Regions from separate parts of the Homo sapiens genome. Here region 2 is linked to region 1. A link is an interaction called in ENCODE POLR2A ChIA-PET data of the cell type or tissue named here. Cell type or tissue: Caco-2. All regions are shown on one strand. Links, peaks and the distances in the headings refer to the core of each region. The heading gives the core; the rest is flanking DNA. Region 1 holds the start of TIMD4 (T cell immunoglobulin and mucin domain containing 4). Region 2 holds the start of HAVCR1 (hepatitis A virus cellular receptor 1).

What was found. Peaks named below come from ENCODE experiments on the same cell type or tissue, not always from the same donor. Only the 100,000 strongest peaks of a DNase experiment are listed, where the experiment ranks them.
Region 2: POLR2A ChIA-PET joins it to region 1 with 12 read pairs; 2 of 35 experiments call an interaction of 5 or more read pairs at or near these places.

The regions. Positions count from the first base shown.
Region 1 is chr5:156,961,781-156,973,698 of GRCh38, forward strand. TIMD4 (T cell immunoglobulin and mucin domain containing 4) reads right to left here and starts at 1,446. Exons shown (of 9, transcript NM_138379.3): 1 at 1,361-1,446. The coding sequence starts at 1,418. In Caco-2, for the core only: no CTCF peak of the experiment used is centred there; no DNase peak of the experiment used is centred there.
Region 2 is chr5:157,058,359-157,070,276 of GRCh38, forward strand. It overlaps HAVCR1 (hepatitis A virus cellular receptor 1), which reads right to left and starts at 758. Exons shown (of 9, transcript NM_001173393.3): 1 at 563-758. In Caco-2, for the core only: no CTCF peak of the experiment used is centred there; DNase peaks (open chromatin) are centred at 5,593 and 7,113.

The DNA of each region.
Region 1 (11,918 bases), core at 4,698-9,697:
CCTAGGCAAAAGAGCGAGACTCCGTCTCAAAAAAAAAAAAAAAAAAAAAAAAAAAAGAAAGAAAAAAAAAAAGAAAATGTGGTATATAAACACAGTAGAATATTCAGCCATAAAAAAAGAATGAAACTCAGTCATTTGCAACAACATGGATGGAAACAGAGTTTATTAATATTGTGTTAAGTTAAGCTAGGCACAGAAAGACAAATATTGCATGTTCCCACTCATACATGAGAGCTAAAAAAGTTGATCTCATGAAAGTGGAGAATAGAATGATAGTCACTGGAGTCTACAAAGGATAGGGGAAAAGGGGTATGAAGAAAGGCAGGTTAATGGGTACAAAAATACAGTTAGTTAGAACATGAGGAAAAAGGGAAAAAATACAATTAAATAGAAGGAATAAGTCCTAGTGTTTGATAGCATAGTGGGGTGCCTATTGTTATTAATAATTTCTTGTGTATTTCAAAATAACTAGAAGAGAACATTTGAAATGTTCTCAGCACAAAGAAATTTAAATGTTTCAAGAAATGAATATCCCAACTACCCTGATTCGATCATTGTACATTGTATGTATATATCAAAATAACACATATGTAGCCCATAAATATGTATAGTTATTTTGTATCCATTTAAAAAAAAAATGGACTTTTGTAAAACTGCAAGGGCCATTCAATATTATCTTGTCCTAGAAGCACAGATTGTGACAACTGGTCATTTAAAAAGCCAGGTCTCTCATTTCAAATATGGGAGAGCCAGAGCAATTTAGACATATTCCCAGTGTCAACAGTTAGTGCCCGAGACGCAGCTGCAGCTCAGGCCAGAACACTTGGCTCTATACCACCAGGATGCAAAGAACTTCACTGGCCAAAACTGAGTGTGTACACTTGCATCATCCAAAACCCAAAAACAACGTGCAGAAAAGAAACCTTACATAAAGCCTCACCCCAGCAAAACAAAACAAAAAGCAAACACTTCTAAAAACAGAGGGAATGATAAGAATTATCACAATTCTCACCAGAACAAATTCTCCTGGCTTATTGATTATATGAATAACACCCATAGAGGAAATCTCTTTTCCCCAATTTATCTGACCACTTATTTCTGTGTCTCTTCTTCAGTTGCTGTTTCCAATATAAGCCCAAATTACCCCAGCCTAAAACCCCCAGACCAGTCTCTGGATAAACCTCTGTGTAACAAGGCAGGACAGAGACCCTCCACAGAAGGAAGCCTGGTAGGGAGAGGGGAGGGATGCAGAAATGAAGTGAGCTTCTGCTTCACTGAGGCCCAAACCAGTGCATGGAAATCCATCACACAATAGCAAGTCCTCTGGAAACTTCTACATAGAAGGTTTCAGAACACTTACTCAGGTAAAGCCACCAAAACTCAATCATCAGCCAGAGAATGAGAGGTTCTTTGGACATTTTGACGGTTGACCGGACCCAGGAGTCTGTCTATCTATCCAAAGCCCAACCTCTTATATCCCAGTTAATGCTGACAGGGTGGGACTCTTTAGTTTCATTTCTCTTTTTGCCTCATAATCTTCCCTTTCTCCTGTCCTACATGGCTTCCCCCAATGGGCGATGCATGATGAAATGTGCTGAGCCCTTTTCTCCTGGTGACTAGTGTGTGTGTGGAGGGATGGCGTGGACATACTTGTGCTTCTTTGTCCATGTGTATAGTGGGTTTCCTATATGTGCACAAGCATCCATGCATGTGCTGGTGCAAATATGCCTGTATAACCTGTGCATGTGCCACAGTTGTCCCAACTGCTGTACAGCCTGTCACAAAGTGCAATTGACTCTCCATACTGGCAAGTGTTTACATGTAGATTCCTCATGGGGCCAAAGCATAGTTAGACTGAAAGTTGCCTCCATTCCCATTCTAGGTTCTCCCTCACCCTGTCCCCTGGCCTCCTTGCCCTAATAATGGAGAAAGAAAAGTGAGGACAGGCACAGTGGCTCACACCTGTAATCCTAGCACTTAGGGAGGCCGAGATGGGAGGATCGCTTGAGGCCAGGAGTTTGAGACCAGCCTGATCAACATGGCGAAACCCCATCTCAATTTTTTATTTAAAAAAAAGTTTAATAAAAAAATTAAATTTTTTTTTAAGTTTTAGGAAGACACTGAAGCCCAGAACTTCCTGATTCCAAAGCTTATGGTTAATCACTACATTGTCCTTTGACCTGTGACCGTTTGGGTAATGTATCCATATGATGAGGCCTACCTGTGGCTAGCTCCTACTTAGTACCAGGAAGAAAATATAAGAATTCACAAATGTTCTAGATTTTTAAAAATCCTTAATTGATTGTAAACAGCCAGCAAACCTCAAACATTCAACATTGCTTCTACTGAAGGTATCAGTGAAAAATCTAAATATCAGGTGAGGTTCTAGACCCAGAGAAGCCAGACTAACATGAGCAGGGATGAAAATAACGGGATTCAGAGTGAATCTTCCCACTGAATGCCCACAGAACCAAGGGATCCTTTCCCCATTCTATCCCAGGAAACTGGAGGATTTAATCTCTGGATAAACTAAGTGGTCCCAATAAAACATTTTCAGATATTTATAGTTTTGAGTGTTCCCCAACAAAACCACTCAACCCTCCTTCAATAAGTTCATCAGTGCATGAGCCTCAGCCATGCATGCAGAACTGTTAATGAGTCTTTAGTGTCCCTTTCAGATATGAACAGATAACCAGGGATCATCAGACATTTGAGGAAAGCATTTAACATAAAAAAGAGACAAAAATAACAGGGAGAGCTAAAGAGAACTTCAAAAACTTTTTAAAAAGCTAATATTTTCTCAGAAAGAAAGATTTTACATTCATGAAAAAGAACATAGACATTATAAAAATGTCCCGAATTTTATGGAAGTTTTGAAAAATAAAGTTAAGAAAATTTGTTAGAAATTATAACCATCTACAAAGTCAAAGGACTAGGATTGTTTCAGAACATTAAAAAAGAAAATAGAGGAGAGGAAATTACTAAAGAAATAATAAAGGAAAGACTCTCGTAACTAAAGGAGATGACTCTCAGTATTGAGCGGGTCAATCAAATGCTAAACTCAATGAATAAAAATATCCCCAAAAAGCAAGACATTATCATGTAATATGAGAACATCAGACATAAAGAAAAGATACGAAAAGACTCCAGAGAGAAAGAACAACATATTGCACTGAATGGATTTGGAAATAGAATGGCATTGTTGTTCCAAACAACAAAGCTAGAAAATAATGCACGAATGCCTTCAAAATTCAGAGGGAAGGCCGAGTGTGGTGGCTCACATCTGTAATCCCAGCATTTTAAGAGGCCAAAGTGGGTGGATCACTTGAGTCCAGGAGTTCCAGAATAGCCTGGGCAACATGGTAAAAACCTGTATCAGCCGGGCGTGGCGGCTCACGCCTGTAATCCCAGCACTTTGGGAGGCCAAGACGGGCAGATCATTTGAGGTCAGGAGTTCAAGACAAGTCCCAGCAACATGGCAAAACTGGTCGCTACTAAAAATACAAAAATTAGCTGGGTGTGGTGGTGCATGCCTGTAATCCTAGCTACTTGGGAGGCTGAGGCAGGAGAATCACTTGAACCCAGGAGGCAGATGTTGCAGTGAGCTGAGATCATGCTACTGCACTCCAGCCTGGGTGACAGAAGGAGACTCCATCAAAAAAAAAAAAAAAAAGAGGAAAAGAAAATCTATATCTGCCAAAAATACAAAAAATTGGCCGAGTGTGGTGATGCGCACCTGTGGTCCTAGCTACTCCAGAGGCTGAGGTGGGAGGATTGCTTGAGCCCGGGAGGTGAAGGTTGTAGTGAGCTGAGATTGTGCCACTGCACTCCAGCCTGGAAAACAGACAGAGAACCTGTGTCCAAAAAAAAAAAAAAAAATCCAGAGGAGAAATTTAATTTCAACCTAGAATCCTACTCGCAGACAATCTATTTCTCAAATGTAAGATCATAATAAAGGCCTTTTTGGACATAGATTCAAAATTTACTTACTATACTTCCTTTCCTAGAAGTTATGGAAGAGAAATCTGTAGCAAAACGGGAGAAATAACCAGGAAACAGAAAGTCATGGGGTCCAGAAAACATGACATCTAACTCCAGGGAAGAAAAATTTCACAAAGAAAACTGCAGAACAGACCTAGAGGGGAACTGTTTCACTGCATCACAAACCACCCCAAAACCTAGTGCCTGAACAATGTCAATGTACTTTTCATGATTCCCTGGGATGACAGTGTTCAGCTGGGTAGCTCTCACCCAGTGACAGTGGCTATCTCAAGACTAGATTGGACTATTTGTCCAAGATAACTTTCTCACTCACATGACTGATCATCCAAAATGACACTTCTAGCTGGACTTGTATGTCTAGCAAATTAATAGAATGACTAGAAGAGATAGGGGCTGGACTGACAACTGTCTCTCTCCACATGACCTTTCTACATGGAAGCTTGGGCTTCCTTACAGTATGGTGGTCTCAGAGTAGTTGGATTTTTTACATAGGATCTGGCTTTCTCAAAAATTAGCATTCCAACATGCTCAGGAATAATCCACAAAGGTTCTTATGACCTAGCCTTAGGTAACATTCAGTATCATTTTTACAGTATTTTATTGGTCAAAAGGCAAATTATAAGGCCATCCCAGAGAATTCAAGTGGAGGGAGCAATACAAGGATGTGAATGCGAGGAAGTGTGGTTCATTGGAGTGGTAGGGGAAGCATCTTTGGAGAATAATTACTTTAATAACCACCTCAGGCTGGGGCAGAAGAGCAGAGGAATAAGCCTTGGGGTGGTGGTAGTGAGTGTCACGAATAAGCTCATGTACTTAGGTAATTTGAAAATAACTTTGATAGGTGTTTGGCAGATATGATGGAATACTTGGGATGAATTTTTTTTTTTTTTTTTTTGAGACAGGGTCTTGCTCTGTTGCCCAGACCGGAGTGCACTGGTATGAACATGGCTTAGTAAAGCCTCAACCTCCAGGCTCAAGCAATCCTGTTGCCCCAGTCTCCCAAGTAGCTGGAACCACAGGTGTGCCTCCACACCCAGCTAATTTGTTTAAATTTTTGTAGAGGCAGGGTCTTGCCATGTTGCCCAGGCTGGTCTCAAACTCCTGGTCTCAAGTGATCCTCCCATCTCAGCCTCCCAAAGTGCTGGGATTATAGGCATGAGCCACTGCCCACAGCCATGGGATGAATTTTTGATGGATACTTGGGAAATTAAGAAAAAAACACAATGAAGGCTGGGTGCAGTGGCTCACGCCTGTAATCCCAGCACTTTGGGAGGCAGAGGCAGTTGGATCACTTGAGGTCAGGAGTTCCAGACCAGCCTGGCCAACATGGAGAAACCCCATCTCTACCAAAAATACAAAAAGTTGCTGAGTGCAGTGGCACATGCCTGTAATCCCAGTTACTTGGGAGGCTGAGGTGGGAGAATCCCTTGAACCAGGGAGGTGGTGGTTGCAGTGAGTCAAGATCATGCCACTGCACTCCAGCTGGGGTGACAGAGCGAGACTCCGTCTCAAAATAACAAACAAACAAACAAACAAACAAAAAATGAGATAATTATTACAACCAGGAAAGATAAAATTTTGTACGAGAAAAGAAATGTAATTATGGTGCATTTGCTAAGTGTGAAAGATATTAATAGTTACATGCTGGTAATAATGTAAAATCTGGCTACTGGCTTAATACACCATTTTTATTTTTATTTATTTATTTTTTTGACACAGGGTCTCACTCTGTCACCCAAGCTGGAGTGCAGTGGTGCGATCTTGGCTCACTGCATGGAATACTTCGGATAAATCTCTGCCTCCAGGGTGCAAGTGATTCATGCCTCAGCCTCCCAAGTAGCTGAGATTACAGTCATGCACCACAATGCCCGGCTAATTTTTGTATTTTTAGTAGAGATGGGATTTCACCATGTTGGCCAGGCTGGTCTTGAACTCCTGGCCTCAAGTGGTCTGCCTGCCTCAGCCTCCCAAAGTGCTGGGATTACAGAAATGAGCCACTGTGCCCCAACTTAACACATATTTTGATTTGACTACACTGGAAAAATTGGTAGAGAGGAAGCGGGGTGGGGGTGTAAGAAAGCCAAAGTCTATTCACCTTTACAGGGAGTCAACAAATAGTGTCTCAAATTGGTCAATCAGACAATACCAGCATAAACACGCTGTGAGTAATATGAAGGTAAAAACCAGAAGAACAAGCTCAAAAGAGTTTAATGCAAAAAAGTGGGAAAGAAATTCACTATTTTTTTAGTTATAAACCTTTTACAACTTGACTATTAAAAATGCATATATTGAGGCCGGGTATGGTGGCTCATGCCTGTAATCCCAGTACTTTGGGAGGCCGAGGTAGGCAGATCACTTGGGGCCAGGAGTTTGAGACCAGCCTGGCCAACATGGCAAAACCCTGTCTCTACTAAAAATACAAAAATTAGCTGGGTGTGGTGGTGTGAGCCTGTAATCCCAGCCACTCGGGAAACTGAGGCTGGAGGATCTCTTGAACCCGGGAGGCGGAGGTTGCAGTAAGCTGAGATCGCACCACTGCACTCCAGCCTGGGCAACAGAGGGAGATCATCTCAAAATAAATAAATAAGTAAATAATAAAATAAAATAAAATGGCTATATTGAGCATACCTAGCACCCACATCTTAATTTCTAATTCCATCCTCCCATAAAAAGAACCAGGGCTTCTTGGAGAAATGGCTGACTCTAGTACTGAGGTGAAAAACATACGGACTGAACCTGGAACATCCTGCAATGTCAGTAAGTAACAGCAAGAAAGTGCTTAAAAAAAAAAAAAAAAAAGGAAAATTAAAAAAGAATCCCACAATAATGAGATTATTTTAAAGAGCAAAGGAGATTATCAAAAGAGCTTCCAAAAAGCTTTGGCTCCACCTCAAAGCTGGAACAACCTGAGCAACAAAATAAATAGAAGAATACTGGATTATAATCCAAAGTATAAAATAAATATCTGAGTCCATACTGACAGAAGTAAATTATGACTCCATAAATAAGTAGGGGAGAATAGACAAATCTTCTCCCCAGAAGCATTATAAATAATTTATGTAGATACTCCCCACTCAAGGAGATAAAGCCTAACTCCCCACTCTTTCAGTGTGGGTTTGACCTACTGACTTCTTTCAAAAAAATACAATGGGGAGTGGCGGGGCAGGAGTAGCTTTACAGTAGAGAAAACTGACAAATACTACCTCAGGCGCCTGTTGATCAAGATCAACATCAACAATCAGTTGAGTTGATAATATGTACCCTTGACATGATGTAATATAAGGGTCACTTTATCTCTATGGACTTCCTCCTCAAAACCCATGACACTGACATGAAGAAAACAGGCAAAGTGAGGTGGTTCACACCTGTAATCCCAGCACTTTGGGAGGCTGAGGTGGGAGGATCACTTGAGCTCAGGAGTTCAAGACCAGCCTGGCCAACATAGTGAGACATTGTCTCTATTTTTGAAAGATAAATTAAATAAATAAATAAATAATAAACTTAATGTAGTATCCCAGGTGGGATCTTGGCACAGGTAAAGGCCATTAGCTAAAAAGTAAGAAAATATAAATAAAGTATGGATTTTAGATAATAATAATGTACCAATCCTGATTCATTTATATGATTTGATTTGATTGTTATTATTATTTTTTGAGACAGAGTCTTGCTCTGTTGCCCAGGCTGGAGTGCAGTGGCATGATCTCGGCTCACTGCAACTTCTGCCTCCTGGGTTCAAGCGATTCTTCTGCCTCAGCCTCCCAAGTAGCTGGGATTACAGGCACCTGCCACCACACCCGACGAATTGTTTGTATTTTAAGTAGAGACAGGGTTTCACCACATTGGCCAGGCTGGTCTTGAACTCCTGACCTCAAGCAATCCACCCACCTTGGCCTCTCAAAGTGCTAGGATTACAGGCATGAGCCACAGCGCCGGGCCGGTTCATTAATTTTAATAAATATATCACACTAATATAAGATGTTAATAATAGGGGAAACAGGTGTATGGTACATAAGAACTCTGTTGTATTATCTTTGATTTTTCTGCAAATCTGAAACTGCTTTAAAATAAAATTCATTTTTTAAAATGCACATATTCCTTTGTTTTAAGAGTGTAAATGTTAAAAGTAATCTAGTATCTGGAGGGGTCAAACACCGGAAAAAGAGACTAAACTTGGTTGTCTCTTCCTAAGTTAGATTCCATGATCAAGTTTCAGAATATTCACAAACATCCTAATATTTGATGCTCAGTTTTTATTAAAGCATATTATTGACAGAGTCCAAAGCAGTGCTGGATATTTCATGTTTTTGCCACCTTCATTCTCTGCATTTGGAGGTTTGCCTCTGGAGAACCGGACTTCCCTCATTCTCAGTCAATGCAGTTCAGGTGGCGTTGATTTCATTCATGGGCACAATTGGCTCAAGGATAGGCAATTGACTCAAATGAAGTCAAGGATACACAATCTTGAGATGTTTATTGTGACTTTTAACAGATAGAGACCCTCTCTATTTTCCTGTGGTCTGAGCTGTGAGGAAGTGAGCTGGAAGCTAATGTCAGCAGTCTTGCCACCAACGAGGAAAGCCTACCTCACAAGAGAACCAATCAAGCAGAAGGCAAGTGAGGAACTAAAGCAAGTCTAGGTCTATGACATGAGTGGAATCCCTGAAACAAGGCACATCAATGAGGCAATACATTTCCTTCTGGGCTTAAGTCAATTTGCATTGGGTTTGCAGTCATTTGGAATCTTAATTCTGAAAAAAACAAAAACAAAAAAACCCTCTGCAAAGCGAGAATTTGGCTGGATGATTTTAAAGTTTTTCCTATTTTAAGAGTTTAGGACTGGGCACCCTGGCTCACACCTGTAATCCCAGCACTTTGAGAGGCCGAGGCAGGTGAATTGCTTGAGCTCATGAGTTTGAGGCAAGCCTGGGCAAAATGGTGAAACCTCATCTCCACAAAAAATACAACAAATAGCCAGGTGTGGTGGCATGTGCCTGTAGTCCAAGCTACTTGGGAGGCTGAGGCATGAGAATTACTTGAACCCGGGAGGCAAAGGTTGCAGTGAGCCGAGATCATGCCACTGCACTCCAGCCTGGGCAACAGAGCAAGACCCTGTCTCAAAAAATAAATAAATGAATAAGTAATACAAGAGTTTATACTATTATCTGGTCCAACCACCTGCTTCATCAAACATCTGATTCACCTCAACCTTTTAATCATTCAGCAAGTGCCTGTCAACCTATTATGCTTAGACATGTGAGAATTCTGTTAGGCCCTGAGAATAAAGACAAATAAGGCATAGATTTTACCTTTACAGACCTGACAGTTCCAAACCTTTAAACAAAGAAGGGATTATCAGACCCCATTTTACAATAAAGGCATGACGCCAGAGAAGATAAAAGACTCTTATGTAATGGGATGAAAATAGAATCCAGGTTTTTCTGGATAAAGAGTCCTTTATAGTACCAATACTTTCTTTCTGGTAAATGGCATTATTAAATAAAATCCCATTCGTTCATTTTTATTCATTCGTTTCTTCATCATCTATAGCAAGGGTCAGCAAATTAAGGCCCATGGACCAAATATAGCCCAATGCCCATATTTGTAAATAAACTTTTATTGCAACACTGTCACTTCCATTTTTTAGCATATGGCTGCTTTCACACTACAATAATAGAGTTCAATAATTGCAACAGATATCATATGGTCCACAAACCCAACAATATTTGCTATCTAGTCCTAACAGAAAATGTTTGCCAACCCATTGAGTTCATGTTATGTGTAGGCACTGTGCTAAGCCCTGAGACTGTCATATCAGATGAGTCATTCTTGCCTTCAATAAACTCACAACCTAGGCGCTAGGGAAATGGAAAAGGAATGAACATTCACTAAGCTGTGGCTATGTGCTAAACACTCTGCTAGGTCTTGTTCACATGTAATCCCAGCAACAAACCCTCAAAGGAGGTATTATATTTGGCACTATACGTACAAGGAAAGAGGGATTGGAAGACATTGAAAACTTAACTCGAAATATAGCTTTTACTGCCTAGTATATTCGAGCTGATATCAGGACAAGAATAGAGATTCACTCAAATCACCCCGAGGAGGAGGTTACTCATGACAAGGGCACAGGCAATCTGGAATCAGCACCTCATTAGGAAACATCAAGGTGTTACTTCTGCTCTTCTCTGGGGTATCTCTTTCTGTCCCTCTCTGAACCTCTCCCCTGACCAGCTTTCTCATAAGGTCAGCTTTCTCATGGTCCTTATTATACACCCTAGCCCCAAATCCTCTAAGTAACCCTCAACCCAGCTCTCTGAGCTCACTCACTCATTCTTTCTATTCTAAATGCCAGATTCCTGAGGGAGAACTTGAGCCCCTCTGGTTCGCATTTTCCAAGGTAAGCCTCAGATTGTTTTCCACTGGCTGCCTCTGTGACTGGCTACCCTGAGATCAGCCTTACCCTGGAGAAGAAAGATCCCACCGTGCAGAATGCTACCATTCCATTTGCAGTTTCAGCAATTGGGCTGTGGATGGAGTATGGTTGCTCAGAAGTGGCTGGGTTTGGTAGGCAATGACTAACAAATCTAGTACAAATAGAAATTTTTTATGAGTCTGTTGCCAAAACAATCATTTAAGTCACTTAGGAATCCAGTCAACTGGAAGGAACAGAAAGTCCAATTCACAGAAGCCTAAACATATAAGGAGCTTGTTTTTTCTCTCATAAAAAGAAGCCTGGATGTAGACAGCCCAAGGAATCAAAAATATCATCAAGGAGCCAGACTCTTCTCTTTCTGTTCCTCCATACTGGTTTGTCACACCCTGGTCACAGGAGGGCTGAGGTACTTCTGGACATCAAGTTCATGTTTGGGAAGGGCAAAGGGGAGACAGAAAGGCTTTCACATTGTTAGTCTTTGACTTTTTATTTGGGAAGAGAAGCCCTTCTCAGCAGACTTGACTTATCCAGAACTAAGCCACCAGCTTACCCCCAAATCTATTGCATGAGGTGGCTATGACTGGTTTATTTATTTATTTTTATTTTTTATTTTTCCATAAGTTATTGGGGTACAGGTGGTATTTGGTTACATGAGTAAGTTCTTTAGTGGTGATCTGTGAGATTTTGGTGCACCCATCACCCAAGCAGTACACACTGCACCATATTTGTAGTCTTTTATCCCTTACCCTCCTCCCACTCTTCCCCACAAGTCCTCCCCAAAGTCCACTCTACCATTCTTATGCCTTTGCATCCTCATAGCTTAGCTCCCACATATCAGTGAGAACATACGATGTTCGGTTTCCCATTCCTGAGTTACTTCACTTAGAATAATAGTCTCCACTCTCATCCAGGTCACTGCAAATGCTGTTAACTCATTCCTTTTTATAGCTACATAGTATTCCACACCACAGTTTCTTTATCTGCTCATTGATTGATGGGCATTTGGGTTGGTTCCAAGATTTTGCAATTGTGAATTGTGTTGCTATAAACATGTGTGTGCAAGTGTCCTTTTCAAGTAAAGACTTCTTTTCCTCTGGGTAAAATCCTACCCAGTAGTGGGATTGCTGGATCAAATGGTAGATCTACTGTTAGTTCTTTAAGGAATCTCCACACTGTTTTCCATACTGGCTGTACTAGTTAACATTCCCACTAGCAATGTAGAAGTGTTCCCCATTCACCACATTCACGCCAACATCTACTGTTTTGTTTTTTTTCTATTTTTTAATTATGGTCATTCTCACGGGAGTAAGGTGGTATCTCATTGTGGTTTTGATTTGCATTTCCCTGATCATTAGTGATGCTGAGCATTTTTTATATAATTATTTGGCCATTTGTATATCTTCTTTTGAGAATTGTCTATTTATGTCCTTAGCCCACTTTTGATGGGATTTTTTTTTTTTTCTTTCTGATTTGAGTTCATTGT
Region 2 (11,918 bases), core at 3,517-8,516, 95 kb after region 1:
CGAGACCATCCTGGCTAAAAGGGTGAAACCCCGTCTCTACTAAAAATACAAAAAATTAGCCGGGCGTGGTCACTGGCGCCTGTAGTCCCAGCTACTCGGGAGGCTGAGGCAGGAGAATGGCGTGAACCCGCGGGAGGCGGAGCTTGCGGTGAGCCGAGATCGCGCCACTGCACTCCAGCCTGGGCGACAGAGCAAGACTCCGTCTCAAAAAACAAAACAAAAAAAAAGAAAAGAAAAGGAAACTGGAAGCAGAGAACCAGCGTGGCTCAATGGCAGCACGAGAGCAAATGCCAGCCTTCCAGTGGCAGAGATGCACTTGCTTTTCAGAGTAAACTGGGCCTCTGGTGGACGTGGAGCTTTTCCTACTCAGTGGCCACAACGACTTATCCCTAGCCTTAACAGTCATATTGCCAAGTTTGCCATTAGCAAGAGAAATTGAGAGTGAATGTGAATCACTGTGCCTAACCTTTCATGCTCCTGTACAACATGCTTCAGACTACACCTCCTTACCAAGGGACTTCAAGAGAATGCTTCAGGAAACAGAAGTCTGGAGCAGACTTACGTTCAGATCCAGGCTCTGTCACTCACAATGCTGGGTAACCCTGAGAGTTCCTGAGTTCTCTTCAAACCTCTATTTCCTCAGTTGTAAAATAGCACTAAAAATGCTTCCTCTATCTCCCACCAAGGATTGATATAATAAGCAAAAAGGGCCACGGAAGAACTTGGAAAACTAAACCTACATCATATGCAGTAATAGCACTAGCTGAGGTTTTTGGAGAATACTATATAGCAGGCTCTGTGTCAAGCACCCACATGCGTTAAATCGGGCTGTTGACTTCTGCTGTTAATCATTAAACCATACAAACATGAGTAAGCTTGCCTAGTACTTCATTAACTCCTCTTCTGGTCTAAGAATTCAGTAACTTCCAAGGAGGCAGTGGTGGTCTGTATCTTGCAGCTCATGACAGGGTTCATGGGGAAGTGGATGATCTCAGCATAGTGTTTTGTATGGCAGCGTTTAAAAATTCATTTCTTGACCGGGCATGGTGGCTCGTGCCTGTAACCCCAGCACTTTGGGAGGCCGAGTAGGCCAGTCACCTGAGGTCGGGAGTTCAAGACCAGCCTGGCTAACACGGTGAAACCCCGACTCTACTAAAAATACAAAAATTAGCTGGGGGTGGTGGCGGGCGCCTGTAATCCCAGCTACTTAGGAGGCTGAGGTAGAAGAATTGCTTGAACCTGGAAGGTGGAGGTTGCAGTGAGCCGAGATCAAGCCATTGCACTCTAGCCTGGACAACAAGAACAAAACTCCATCTCAAAAATAAAAATAAAAATTCATTTCTTGCCAGGCACAGTGGCTCACGCCTGTAATCCCAACACTTTGGGAGGCCAAGGCAAGTGGATCACCTGAGGTAAGGAGTTTGAGACCAACCTGGGCAACATAGCAAGACTCCCTCTCTGCAAAAAAAACGAACAAAAAATATAGTCAGGCCTTGTGTACCTGACCGTAGTCCCAGCTACTCAGGAGGCTGAGGCAGGAGGGTTGCTTGAGCCCAGCAGTTGGAGGCTATGATTGTGCCACTGCACACCAGCCGGGGTGACAGAGCAAGACCCTGTTTCTTAAGGAAAAAAAGATTGAAAAAAAAAAGCTAATTCAATTCAACCAGTTATTACTAACATATTGAGCTGATGGGACATGACTCAATATACTAGGGACGTCAAAAATCCAGACTTGTGCAATCGGGCAGGGACATGGGTAAGTAAGCAACTAATGAAATCAGGATAAGTGAGGTAAAGGTAAATATATAATCAGACTACATCATTCCCCCACTTATAACCCTCTCATAACTCTCTCAGAAAAATAATAATAATAATAATAATAATAATTCCTAAATCTTTACTCAAATTACTGAAGCCCTGGTGGTCTGGCCCTGACCTACCCCATAGATTTCTTCTACCACTCTCTCCCCTGCTGACTCAGCCCCAGCTACTAGAGCTTTCTTTCCAACTTGCCTCAACCCTAAGGCCTTTTCCGTGGCTGTGTTCTCCATCTAGCTCCCCAGCCCCACCATTTTCACTTTTTTCCTTTTCATTTTTATCCCGGCTTAAATATGACCTCCCTGGACATTTTTCACAGGTCCTTCAATCTAAAGTAGCCAACCAGTCCCTCTCACTATTATTATCTTGTTTTCCTTAATCCATTTTATCTGTGTGTGCAATATATGTGGTGTCTGTCTCTATTCCCTCCTATAGAGTGCTGCCCGGTAGAATTTTAGTAATGGAGTTATTCTGGTAACGGAGTTATTCTGGAACTGATGAGCCACAGAGAGCCAAGACAGGGATGTGGAGCCAGTGCTCTGAGATGTTACATAACTGTACAATTCCATAGGATTTGAATTTGAATTCCATAGGATCGATTCTGTCTCCAGTAGAATATTGGTTACAGAGTTATTCTGTGTGAGTGTCGTGCACTACAGCAGCCACTAGCCACATATGACTATTGAGCACTTGAAATGTGGCTAAGGCAACCAAGGCATTTTTAATTTTTTTTTTTTCCAAGACAGAGCCTGACTCTGTCACCCAGGCTGGAGTGCAGTGTCACAATCTCAGCTCAGTGCAACCTCCATCTCCTGGGTTTAAGTGATTCTCTTGCCACAGTCTCCTGAGTAGCTGGGACTACAGACACGCGCCACCATGCCTGGCTAATTTTTGTATTTTTAGCAGAGGTGGAGTTTCACCATGTTGGCCAGGCTGGGCTGGAACTCCTGGCCTCAAGTGATACGCTCATCTCAACTTCCAAAAGTGCTGGAATTACAGGTGTGAGCCGCCATGCCTGGCCTAAAAATTTTTATTTAATTTCATTTTAATTAAAATTTCAGATTGCTTGAGCCCAGGAGACAGTCTTCGGGGAGTTGAGATGGCACCACTGCACTCAAGCCTTAGATGACAGAGCTTTCAAAAAAATAAATTAATTAAAAACAAAAAAATAAAATTTAAATTGTCACACATAGTGACTGTGTTGTGTGGCACCCAACTCCAGACCATAAACTCCTTTAAGGCAATTTAAGTGTTGAAGCCAGGCATGGTTGCTCACACCTGTAATCCAAAGGAGGCCGAGGTGGGAGGATCACTTGAGGTCAGGGGTTCCAAACCAGCCTGGCCAACATGGTGAAACCCAACTCTACCAAAAATGCAAAAATTAGCCAGGCGTGGTGGCGGGTGCCTGTAATCCCAGCTACTCAGGAGGCTGAGGCAAGAGAATCGCCTGAACCCGGGAGGCAGAATTTACCCTGAGCGGAGATCATGCCACTGCACTCTGGCCTGGGCCACAGAGTGAGACTTCTCAAAAAAAAAAAAGTTATTAATTGAATAGATAAACAAATGGAAACACAAACCCATAGGGAAAGACCATTCATTTTGATGACGGAATGTGGGGGGTGGGAAGAATTTCTTAAAAAGTGACATGTGAGAAGAATGGGTGGAGGGTGTTTCAACTGGAGGAAATGATGAGCCAGAGAGAGCCAGGACAGGGATGTGGAGCCAAGGCTCTGAGATGTTACATAACTGTACAATTCCATAGGGTTGAATTTTCTGACACAGGACCATCTCCCATGAGAGACGCCTGTGTTCTAAAGACTCCCAAACAATATAGCACAGTGGATTTTTTTAATGAGCTATACAACCTCCAGGGATCACTACTCTTTAGGGCAAACTTCATGACCCCCCTGAAGGATGCATCCCAGTTGTAGGGTAAAGCTGGAAGTGACAATACTTGGGCACCAAAGCTGAATTTCCAGCTGCTCACTAGGGAGCTGCATCTGTATAAACCAAGATTAACGGCAGTGAATTGAAATGATTCAGAACATGGGCCGGGCACGGTGGTGGGTGCCTGTAATCCCAGCTACTTGGGAGGCTGAGGCAGGAGAATTGCTCGAACCCGGGAGGTGGAGGTTGCAGTGAGCTGAGATCGTGCCACTGCACTCCAGCCTGGACAACAGATTGACACCCTGTCTCAAAAAAAAGAAAGAATTCAGAAAAGAAAATAATTCACTGTTCTTTCTTGCAATCACCACTTACTTCCCTGCTATCTCAGCGCACATCGTACCTCCAGCTCCAGCCTCCTGCAAAACAGTTCAGCTGTTCATATTCCCCATGCTTTCACCACAGCAAGATCTTCTTAGGCCCCCTCCACAACTAGGGACTCACCAACTCCACATCATTGTACCTGTCAGTCTCTCCCTCATCCCCATCACTTTATATTAGGCCTCTATAATCCAGACTTCTGCAATTCCCTCCAAAACTGTCTTCCTACCTTTCAGTTCTCTTCCTGCCCTGCCCACTGCCCTAAGCTAGTTATTTTCCTTCACTTACTCCTCTGATTTCATAACAAGTAATATAATGCTTCTTTTTTTTATATCTTTTACAAAGATATAAAAATTACAGGGTACCACCTATGTTTACCATAGAAAATACATAAAAGCCCAAGTATGGTGGCTCACACCTGTAATCCCAGCACTTTGGGAGGCCAAGGCAGGAGGATCACTTGAGGTTAGGAGTTCAAGACCAGCCTGGCCAATATGGCAAACCCCTGTCTCTACTAAAACTACAAAAATTAGCCAGGCGTGGTGGCGCGTGCCTGTAGTCTCAGATACTAGGGAGGCTGAGGCAAGAGAATCGCTTGAACCTGGGAGGTGGAGGTTGCAGTGAGCTGAGATCACACACCACTGCACTCCAGCCTGGGTGACAGAGCGAGATTCTGTCTCAAAAAAAAAAAGAAAGAAAGAAAGAAAGAAAGAAAATATATAAAAATACCAAAAGTGTACTCATTTAACAATTATTTGTTGATGATCTGCGATATGTTAGAAATGATCCTATTCATCTGGAATGTACCAATGAACCAAAGACCCCTGGCCTCATGTAACTTACATTTTTTTTTTTTTTTTTGAGATGGAGCTTCGCTTTTTTTGCCCAGGCTGGAGGGCAATGGCACGATCTCAGCTCACTGCAAACTCTGCCTCCTGGGTTCAAGCGATTCTCCTACCTCAGCCTCCCAAGAAGCTGGGATTACAGGCATGCATCACCACACCGGCTAATTTTTGTAATTTTAGCAGAGACGGGGTTTCACCATGTTGGTTAGGCTGGTCACGAACTCCTGACCTCAAGTGATCTGCCCGCCTTGGCCTCCCAAAGTGCTGGGATTATAGGCGTGAGCACCACTCCTGGCCTCATGTAACTAACTTTTAACTGAAAAATAAATATACAGATTTTTAAAACATCACTAAAATGTAATTTATCAGCATATTACAAGTTGAGGAATGCTAATGCAAAAAAGGCAAAAGGATACACAAGAGCAGGGTGAAGGTGGTTGGGAGTGGAGGGTTGAGGAGGCACTGAGTTGCAATTTTAAACAAGGTGGTCAGGTTTGAATAGTCTCTATTACTTTCACCAAGAAGGTGATTATTTGAACTAAGACAAAGGACAAGGAAGTTAGCCAAGACAGCAAACGCTTTCCATGGAGACAGACAAGAAGGGCAAAGGCCCTAAGGCAGGAGGGTGCCTGGTGTGTTTACAGGGCAAGAGAGGCCAGCGTGACTGCAACAGAGCGAGGGACAGGGATCACAGAGGAGTGAGGGCAGAGGACAGACACATGGGGCTTAGGAGCCATATTCTGAGGACATAGGCTTTCACCCCACATGAAAAGAAGCACCACTGCAAGGGCATAGGGTGACAGTATCTAACTTCCTTTGAGAAGGACCACTGTGGTTGCTAGATTGAGAAGCAGGAAGACCTGTCAGGAGACTATGGAAAGATTCCAGAAGAGATGGGTTAGCAGTGGAAGTGGTCAATGAACTTTCCTCACTCAACCTAGAGTAGCCAGATGTGATGGCTCACAGCTGTAATCCCTGGACTTTGGGAGGCCAAGGCGGGAGGACTGCTTGAGCCCAGGAGCTCAGGGCAACATAGTGAGACCCTGTCTCTACAAAAAAAAAAAAAAAAGAAAGAAAAAGAAAAATTAGCCAGGCATGCTGGCATGCAACTTGTAGTCCCAGCTACTAAAGAGGCTGAGGCAGGAGAATGGCTTGAGCCAAGGAGGTGGAGAAGGTGGAGCAAACAGGATTTCCTGTAGGATATGAGGAGAAAGGGCCTAAGATGACTCCAAGGATTTCGGCCTGAGCCACGGGAAGAGCTGGAGGTTCCAGCCAATTAAGACAAGGAGAGCTGCAAAGGCTGGGCTCAGTGGCTCACACCTGTAATCCTAACACCTTGGGAGGCCAAGGCAGGTGGATCACCTGAGGTCAGGAGTTCAAGACCAACCTGGCCAACATGGCAAAACCCTGTCTCTACTAAAAATACAAAAATTTAGCCAGGCATGGTCGTGGGTGCCTGTAATCTGAGCTACTCAGGAGGCTGAGCCAGGAGAATTGCTTGAACCCAGGAGGCAGAGGTTGGAGTGAGCCAAGATCGTGACACTGCACTCTAGTCTGGGCAACAGAGCAAGACTCCATCTCAAAAAAAACAAAAAACAAAAAACAAAAACCTGCATGACCACAGGTTTTAGAGGAAATATTCAGGGTTTTAAGTATGTTGAGTTTGACATGTCTTAGACCTGTGTGGAGACTGCTGGAGTTCAGGAGGGAGGTCTGAGCTAAAGATACAGTTACAAGTTACTGGCTTAGAAATGGTATTGGCTGGGTGCGGTGGCTCACGCCTGTAATCCCAGCACTTTGGGAGGCCGAGGTGGGCGGATCACGAGATCGAGACTGTGCTGGGTAACACGATGAAACCCCGTCTCTACTGAAAATACAAAAAATTAGCCAGGCGTGGTGGCAGGTGCCTGTAGTCCCAGCTACTCGGGAGGCTGAGGCAGGAGAATGGTGTGAACCTGGGAGGCGGAGCTTGCAGTGAGCTGAGATCGCGCCACTGCGCGACAGAGCGAGACTCCGCCTCAAAAAAAAAAAAATGGTATTTTAAAGCCAGGAGCCTGAATGAGGTAGGAATTCAAAGGATGAGATTCAAAGGAATGCCTGATGCTAAGGACTAGGTCCTGGGGCCTTCCAGCATCAAAAGATTAAAATGGGGACAAGCATGTTGACTCATGCAGGTAATCCCAACACTTTGGGAGACCGGGGCAGGCTGATAACTTAAGGTCAGGAGTTCCAGGTCAGCCTGGCCAACATGGTGAAACACCATCTCTACATAAGAATAAATTTTAAGGCCGGGTGTGGCGACTCACACCTGCAGTCTTAGCACTTTAGGAGACCAAGGCAGGCTGATCACTTGAGGTCAGGAGTTCCAGGCCAGCCTGGCCAACATGGTGAAACCCCGTCTCTACTAAAAACACAAAAATTGGCCGGGTGTGATGGCGCATGCCTGTAATCCCAGCTACTCAGGAGGCTGAGGCAGGAGAATTGCTTGAACCTGGGAGGCAGAGGTCGCAGTGAGCCGAGATCATGCCACTGCACTCCAGCTTGAGTGACAGAGCAAGACTCCGTCTCAAAAAAAAAAATTAATTAATTTTAAAAAAATTTGTTAAAGCTGAGGTGGAAATTAGCCGGGCGTGGTGGCGGGCGCCTATAGTCCCAGCTACTCAGGAGGCTGAGGCAGGAGAATGGCGTGAACCTGGGAGGCGGAGCTTGCAGTGAGCCGAGATCGCACCACTGCACTCCAGCCTGGGCGAGAGAGCGAGACTCCGTCTTAAAAAAAAAAAAAAAAAAAAATGCTGAGGTGGAAGAGGCACCAATACAGAAATGGAAGCAGCCCAAGGAGGTAAGAGAAAAAGCAAAAAGGTCCTAGAAGCCAAGTGAAGCAAACGCATCAAAGAACAGGCAGCAATCATGAGTCAAATGCTGCAAAGGAAAGGAATAAGATTTGTCATAGACTGAGCAAGCTGGAGATTATCAGTGAGCCCCAGTACTTTATACTGCAGTAAAAAGTTTACAAGAAGGAAAATCAGGAGATAATTGAATACAGGAAACACTTTCAAGGAGTTTGCATGGAGAAAAGCAGTTGGACTTGAGTGCCTATAGTACCAGCCATTTGGGAGGCTAAGCGGGAGGGATCACTTGAGCCCAGGAGTTTGAGGCTGCAGTGAGATATGGTAGTACTACTGCATTCCAGCCTGAGTGACAGAGTGAGTCCCCATCTTCCAAAAAAAAAATAAAAGTTTTGCAAAAATGGAAGGAGAAAATCCTGGGTGTTTTTTTTTTAAGTGATAAAAATAACAGCATGTTTGTATGATCTGGAGACAATCAAGGGGAAGAAAGGGAAAATTTGCTGGGGCAACAAGTAAACAGAGGAGTGTGATCCTTTGTCCAAGTAGAAGGTTCTAATTCACAACCAGGGATAGCCTGTTGGTGCACACGCTAAGTGGGCACATATGTCTGGGGAAACTCCAGGTTGATTGCTTCCTCAGTGAAAAAGGAAACAGTTAAAAGTTAGCAGTAAGGGCCGGGCACGGTGGCTCATGCCTGTAATCCCAGCACTTTGGGAGGCTGAGGCAGGCGGATCACTGGAGGTCGGGAGTTCGAGACCAGCCTGACCAACACAGAGAAACCCTGTCTCTACTAAAAATACAAAATTAGCCGGGCGTGGTGGTACATGCTTGTAATCCCAGCTACTCAGGAGGCTGAGGCATGAGAATCACTTGAACCCGGGAGGCGGAGATTGTGGTTAGCAGTAAGGATGGGGAAGAGGTTTGGGGAATTTGAAGAGAGCTTTAGGAGAGCAAATGAAGTAAGGACAAATGTTCCACCATCTGGCAGCACTCAGGTATCACTGGAAGTAGGAGGTCATGTGGTTGATGCTCTGCAGCTACCTGCAGGTGCAGGCTATGGGGGAGGAAGAGGACTCACATCAGCAGATAACTTCTTAATCTTCCCATGTATTTCTCTAAAATCATTTCCACTTCAAAGGCATTTAATGGCTTGCCAGTGCCTTTAAGGCAAAGTCCAAACTCTAAAAGCTGCCCACCTTCCCAGGCTGGTCACACCCTATCACTCTAAGCTTCACAAAGTTCCAAACAAACCAAATTGCTTATACTCACTAATCTTTGCAAGCTCAATAATTTCTAACACATGAGACTACTACAAACCTTCAAAAATCAGCAGCCCAGCCTGAGCAACAGAGTGAGTCCCCATCTCTACAAAAAATAAAAATAAAAAAATTAGCTGTGCATGGTTGCACAAGTGTGTGGTCCCAACTACCTGGAAGGCTGAGATTGAAGGATCAATTGAGCAGGGGTCAAGGCTGCAAGGAGCTGTGATTGCACCCCTGCATTCCAGCCTGGGCAGCAGAACCAGACCCTTTCTCTCTCTCTCTCTTTTTCTTTATTTTTATTTTTATTTTTTGAGACAAAGTTTCACTTTTGTTGCCCAGGCTGGAGTGCAATGGCTCGATCTCGGCCCACTGCAACCTCCGCCTCCCGGGTTAAAGCGATTCTCCTGTGTCAGCTGGAATTACAGGCATGTGCCACCACACCCAGCTAATTTTTTGTATTTTTAGTAGAGACAGGGTTTCACCATGTTAGCAAGGATGGTCTCCATCTCCCAACCTCAGGTGATCTGCCTGCCTCGGCCTCCCAAAGTGCTGGGATTACAGGCGTGAGCCACCACTCCCGGTGAGCAAGACCCGTTCTCAAAACAAAACAGCCGGATGTATAATCCCAGCACTTTGGGAGGCCGAGGTAGACAGATCACTTGAGGTCAGGAGTTCCAGACCAGCCTGGCCAACATGGTGAAACCCCAACTGTACTAAAAATACAAAAAAATTAGCCAGGCATGGTTGCGGGTGCTTCTAGTCCCAACTACTCAGGAGGCTGAGGCAGGAGAATTGCTTGAACTTGGGAGGTGGAGGTTGCAGTGAGCTGAGATGGAGCCACTGCACCCCAGCCTGGGTGACAGAGCAAGATTCTGTCTCAAAAAGCAAAACAAAAAGTCAGCAGCAAGGCTGGGTGCTGTGGCTTACACCTGTAGGCCCAGCCCTTTGGGAGGCCGATGCAAGTGGATTGCTTGAGCCCAGAAGTTTGAGACCAGCCTGGGCAACATAGCGAAACCGTATCTCTACAAAAAAAATTTTTTTAATTAGCCGGGCATGGTGATGCACTCCTGTAGTCCCAGCTACTCAGGAGGCTGGGGTGGGAGGATCGCTTGGGCCCAGGAGTTCAAGGTTACAGTGAGCTATGATTGAGCCACTGCACTCCAGCCTGTGTAACAAAGCAAGACTCTGTCATAAAAGTCAGCAGCCAGTACTAGGCTTCTGCTTTACTGCACATTATCTTTATATGGGCTTTTTTTTTACATTTTTTTTTTTGAGACAGAGTTTTCTGGCTCACTTCATCCTCCACCTCCCAGGCTCAATCCATCCTCCTGCCTCAGCCTCCCCAGTAACTGAGACTGCAAGCATGTGCCACCACACTCAGCAAATTTTTCTATTATTTTTCAGGCGGATCTCACTATGTCGCCTAGGCTGGTCTCAGATTCCTGGGCTCAAGCAATCCCCCTGCTTCAGACTCCCAGAGCACTGGGATTATAGGCATGAGCCACCACGCCCCCTAATATTTTTACTTTAAAAATTATAAAACTACTAACAGAGCTATGCCCTCAACACATTTCCATATTATTACACAATACCCATCTTACAGATAAGGAGAAGCTCACCAAAAGTATGTATTGCGCCTAAAGTCACAGTTTCAAGCCAGCCTGAATAAATACGGCTTAACACAAATGTACCACACAATTTTCTGCAGTTTTAGTTTTTCCTCCTATTTCTCACACTAAACTTGCCCAGGCAAAGTTTAAATAAGGCCACTATGGCAGTCCATGATTCCATTGAAATAAAAGCCAATTTCTCAGGAAATCCAAAAAACTCTGTTTTATGTAAATTTCCCCTAAATTTCTTGGCTCAATCATTATTGTCCTTATATCTCATATAAAACTACGAAAGTCCAAGCAACTATATCCTGATTTTCTCTTTGTCATAAGTTTCCAGAGGACCGCACTTACCGGTTAGTTAGAAGGCGGTTTTCCAGCTTCTCCTCCCTCCTCCTGGTCTGTTTGTAGCCCTCCTCCAAAGATCTTTATAGATTAAGACTACTTTCTCCCAGAATTCCATTCTTTATCTCTTTGCCACACCTTTACATAAGAATACGGGGAAGCACGTTTGAACATTACATTTCTCCAGTTGGCTGATCTTTTTACTGGATTTGATCCACTTACAAATTTAAACAGATTACAGGGAGATTGTTACAGTACTTGTTCTCTACTGGGCATTTGTTTTGTTTTGTTTTTGTTTTTGTTTTTGTTTTGAGATGGAGTCTTGCTCCGTCCGTCGCCCAGGTTGGAGTGCAGTGGCCCAATCTCGGCTCACTGCAACCTCCACCTCCCGCGTTTAAGCGATTCTCCTGCCTCAGCCTCCTGAGTAGCTGGAACTAAAGCACTCGCTACCATGCCTGGCTAATTTTTGTATTTTTAGTAGAGTCGGGGTTTCACCATGTTGGCCAGGCTGGTCTCTAACTCCTGACCTCCAGTGATCCACCCCTCCCTGACCTCCTAAAGTGCCGTGATTACAGGCGGGAGCCACCACGCTCTGCTGGGCTATTTTTAAAGATTCAGCCAAGATCTGGATGTTAGGTCAGACTCCAGGCTTGAAAAACTATACAGACTTTGTGAACGCTGGTGCAGGAAAGGACTTTAAACTACCTGGGGCCAAGTTTCTCAATTTATAGTGAATAAACCAAGGTCCAAACAGTGGAATAGAGTGTGGGACCCACAGAAGCCACTGGGGGCAGAGGCAGAAATAAAAGCCAGGTTAACTTTTCCTATTCCACTGTTCTTGTTACGCAACAAACATTACTTCAATAAATATTTATTGAGCACCCCATGCTAAGAATGGAACACTTAGATTTTTCTTTCTTTCTTTCT